Regions from separate parts of the Homo sapiens genome. Here region 1 is linked to region 2. A link is a loop called in an ENCODE intact Hi-C map of the cell type or tissue named here. Cell type or tissue: heart left ventricle. All regions are shown on one strand.

The links. A loop is a pair of places that touch in the nucleus more often than their neighbours do. Peaks named below come from ENCODE experiments on the same cell type or tissue, not always from the same donor. Only the 100,000 strongest peaks of a DNase experiment are listed, where the experiment ranks them.
Region 1: a loop joins it to region 2, with 3 times the contacts of the local background. A loop is called at or near these places in 40 of 110 quality-filtered maps.

Annotation. Positions count from the first base shown.
Region 1 is chr12:46,152,025-46,154,524 of GRCh38, reverse strand. No RefSeq gene overlaps it. Among named protein-coding and RNA genes, the nearest start is that of SLC38A1, 120 kb to the left of the region's middle. In heart left ventricle, a CTCF peak has its summit at 1,085; no DNase peak of the experiment used is centred here.
Region 2 is chr12:46,660,563-46,663,062 of GRCh38, reverse strand. No RefSeq gene overlaps it. Among named protein-coding and RNA genes, the nearest start is that of SLC38A4, 160 kb to the left of the region's middle. In heart left ventricle, a CTCF peak has its summit at 1,486 (motif pointing right); no DNase peak of the experiment used is centred here; H3K27ac peaks cover 949 bases.

The sequences.
Region 1 (2,500 bases), 510 kb after region 2:
TTCATTTATGTATAAGGAACAGCTTAGACAAGTGAGGCATCTTGCCTAAGGCCAAAAGTCAGTGGTTGATGGATTCCAGAATCCCAGACTGATCCCAGTCTGATTCCTTTCTGACTCAGATTCCTTTCTGAGTCAACTGCACTGTTTACTCTTCTAAGGAAAGAAAATAGTTTAAAACCTTTAAGGATATTTTGATGCAGGGAAGGGGACATGGGATGTCTAGTTTCCTGACAGAAAGTGATTGGTTTTTCTTACAGTGAAAGATGTGTTTAATCATTTTAATATGAGCTTCTACCCGGGGAACAACTTCCACACTAGAGACAATCCCCGCCCAAATTCACAGAACTACTGCAGTCCTTGCACAGGAAACATTTGGATTTCATCTAATTTAAATAAATATGTGGTGATATTTTTTCTTTAAGCATCCACAGGCATTCAGAGAGCTACATATGAATATTTGGGCATTATTTCATAAAGCAAATGTTATAGAAAGAAAGAAATTTTCATTTCTTAGGAAGTGACTGGAATAAAAATATGAAACTGAAAAAATGAAATAACAACAACAAAATGTTATCTAAAATGAAAGCAAAGCTGTTGGCAGTTATATATTGTGTGACTTTAATAGTCTGCTTCCCTGCTGGAATCTGACTAGCAATTCCATTTAACCATCTGAGTAATGATTTGTCTTAAAATTTTGCACCTTTTCTATAGGTTTTTGTGTCTTCATAAATGTAGCACTGTGTTTTAAAAAGATAGTGGCATTCTTTGGATATTTTGCTTTTCAAATACAAAGAATGGTGTTGTACACTTTTATACCACTACCCACCATAAATAAATATACCACACCACTATCTTTTTGCTAAGTACATGGTTGATTAATCACTATAGATTAAAGTAATCCCAAATCTAAAAACAATAGTTTTAAAGGCTAGTAGAAAGTGTATCTATAATTTATTGTTGTCTTAACAGTTTAATTTATAAATGAAAGAGTAATTGCAAAATTTTACCTCAAAAAAAAAAAACAAAACCATTTTTGGGATGTGTTCTTTCAATGAGAACAGCACCACCATCTGGAATGCAATAGTTTGTGCAATGAAAGAATTTACATGGTTTTCATTTTGTTTTGTCTTAGGCAACGGGGAAGTAATTTGTCTCTTCCCGAAAGGTTTTACAGGTAAAAATAATGCAAAATTAATATTTTGTTACCAAGTTAAAAATAACTATATTCCTCCTCTCTGACAAGGGATTTCTGTAGTTTGTGTCCGACAGAAATCAATTGATTTTAATGGCATCGGCCACTCATATGATTTTTTTATAGTTCATGTTATTATAAAATTTACATTTCAACAGGGATTTTCTTGGCTATGCATTTTCTCCACAACTAAAAAAAAAAACACATTTTCTTTTCTTTAACCTGAGGTTAAATAAGTTTGATCTGATTTCTTACTTTTTTTCAAAAGTAGTGATTAATCAGAGTATATAATTAAAAAAAGGAAGCAATCCTCTAAAAATTGAAAAATTCATACAACAGTTTTAAGCACTATACAAGCATGCAGAATTATTCTTATCATTATTATATAAATTCAAGGGAACTCTAATAGTGTGGCATATATACACACGTGAATGAAATATAGTTCTGTATAGTCGTTTTACTCAACAGTAAATAAAATTATGCAAGACTTAAGCTCTTCTAAAATTTAAAATACTGTATAATGTTTGTTAAAATCCCTGCTATTCTCATGAATGGAACAAAGCAATTTATTCAAGAGCCAAAAATCACATCCAACACTCTAAACAATCATTTTCTTGTATTAGGACATTTTAGTCAATTGCTTTATTGCTATTGTTTTTCACAAATGAGCCTTAAAACTCAACTCTCCAATGTTCCATTCAGTTGCCAAAATCAATCTCACCCTGCACTGAGCCATGTGCATCCTCTAAAGTGGAGCCAAGAACAATTGTGTTTCCTGAAAAACAAAGGCAAAGATTCTCCACTATGTCAAATGAACACTACAGATAGACATTCTTTCCGATCTATTCCTAATGTCACTTTTGTATTTCAGTTCTCTAGTCTGTGAATATGTTACCATTCAGCTTATTTGATTATGCTTTCTCCTTTACCACTACCATTCTAAAGATACTTAACCTAGTGGCTAACACTGAGCATTTACAGTATACCAGCACTGCAATAGGTGGCTCACATGCATTCATTCATTCTCATGATCATCCTAGGAAGTACGCACTATTACTTTCCCCACTTTTACAGATGAGGAGGCTGAGGTCCAGAGAATTTAAATAAATTTGCCCAAGGTCACACAGCTAATAAGAGGCATACCATGGGTTCCAACACAGATAGTCTGATTTCCTTACCTTAATTTTATGCATCCATCATCAATAGGATATTGGTTTAATAACTTATGATACATCCAGAGAAAAAATACCATTAAAAGTGCAGATGTAGGTCTATATGTATTAATATGAAAATGACCAGATTTATTTT
Region 2 (2,500 bases):
CCAACATGTAGAACAATAGTACCGAGCACATGAAAGACACACAATAAATATGTGTTGAATTAATTAAAGAATTACTTTGAATAAGATACATAATCTCACTTGCGTTCCAGTCTGTAAAATGAGGAGGTTGAATTAGAAAATCTTTAAGTTATGCTCATGCTCTAACATTCAGTGATTTCTTAGTTTCCTAAGCCAGTTTTCTCAATTATTGTATTAGAAAAAGGAACACAAAGTTCCTTAAGGAACAATATGCTCTGAGATACCCAAAGTTCTAAGTAAATATTATATTAGCATCACTATAACATAAAATATTGCTCACGAAAAACATGTTACCATTCAGTCTTTTAAATATATTCCTCAAAAGACATCATCTCAAATATCTAGACACCAACCTTTGTCTGGGAAACATATCAGTTTTTCCATTGTTTTTGTGGCAACACTGGACACCCAACTCCACAATTATGAACTGTCACCTCCGTAGCTTGGAGTGGATGAAGAGATAAATCATTCCTTTAATGTCACAAACAGAATTCAGGACTTGGCTAAGTAAAATATGTGATGGTACACAGATTTCGTTATATCTAAAGACAGCCAGCTCAAAAGAGGGTTCTAAGAATATTGGACCAATCAGTTGTCTTCAGCTTGCAAAAGCTGCCTTGCACTGGGCCATCAGTATTACTATTTTGCCCTCAATTACCAGCTATCTTTCTTTTCATAACATGTTAGATAACTTTTAATATTCACCTTCCAAAAATATTCAGTGGTATACCCACCTCAATTTTAGAGTTGACAGAACTGGGGATCAGAAAGAAAGAGAAATACAATGAAGAATATTTTCTCGGTTCTGTATCACTGTGTCTCTGGGGCCTAGAGTATGGTTGGTACTCCATAGATATTTATTGAGTGAATGGTGGAGTGGTGGGGCTAGGATGTAAACCCAGGTGTGTCCAAATAAGGCCAGTTCTTTGTTCATTCTATCCTGTGCCCTCCCAACCCTCACAAAGTCAGAAAGGTCAGAGGCAGCCAAGGTGAGGCAGAAGAGATTCAGTGATCTTGAGGCTCCTTTCCTAATTGCCACTATGCTGTATTTGTGTCTAGAAAATGTCTGTCATCTTGGACTCATGAAACATGAGAATACAGTTAAAAATCAACAAATACAACAACAACAACATTAGGACTAAGGATCAAACATCCTAGTTTCAAATCCTGGCTCTGACTCTTACAACATACCAATCTTTGGCTATGCCACCTAGGCTCCTTGAACCTCCGTTTTCTTATCTCTGTAGATAAGAACCTCTGTTTCTTATTTTAGATGTTGCTAATCTCCTACTCAGAGAGTTAATGAGAAGATGTACTACCTGGCACTTAGTAGGTCCTAAGAATTTGTGTTCATTATAAAACACAAATGAAAGAGACCATGATTATACAGGTCTCCCAGTCTATTTCCTGTGACCAGCTTGTTCATTAATGAGGCCAGTTACCACTAGGGGACACTGAACTAGCAAGAAACTAAGAAAGAATCAGACTGAAGGAGATCCATACACCAGTCAGTATTGGAGCTCCTGGCTTCTCCCTCCTTCAACAGATTGTTGAACTGCAATTGTTCTCATCACAGTCTCACTGTTGTAGAGGGAGCATTTGAGAGAGGGGTACTCTCTCAGGATGACTAAGCAGTCCAAGGCTATAAGGAAAGAATTCTGTTTCAATGCTGTGGTTAGGTAGCAACATTAGTATTTACATATATGTCTCCTCATTGTTGCAACAGCCACAGAAAGATAAGAATCTCTCCACTGAATTTTCTATTAGTGGCAGGTTCTAGACTTAATCAAGTGGTCAGAGACCTCCCTTGGTGTTTTTTCTAATTTCCTGAGACTGAAACTTTTGGCAGCCCATTGTATACGTTTAGCAGGAAAATCCAAGTGAGTTGTATTTGCCTTGCTCATGTGAAAGATATGTTTGTACATATGTCATGTTCTAAATAATGACTTGCACATATCATTGTTTAGAAAAATCCTGTCCTTTGTTCCTTTCTTAACCCTGTACAAAGGAAGATTAAACTTCTTGGAGATGCTCCGGCCGGCATTACCAGAAAAGGAAGTCAGAAATGAGAACTTGAGGCCACCCCTTGCATATTTCTTTAACACAAGACAGAAACATTCACCCTCCCTCTACACTGAATATTATTTCAGAGTTTTCTGCTTGAGATTACAAAATCTTTAACGGCAAAGATAGAATTCTATGACGTAACAACTCAATAAAGGTCCTGTTTCCAAATGCTCCTCCTGATCAGCACAACCATATAATTTATTATGCAGTCGGAGCCATTTTTTAGAGTGAAAGGGGATGCTCATAATGATTATGACAGAGGGGCATAAATTGATGAGTTTGTGATCACTTCATGCTTAATTGTGTTTAGAAACTGTTGAGACATATACAATCTTAACATTTTACCTTTAAAACATTCATCTTAGAAAATATCTTTACATGAGAAGTACTTGTG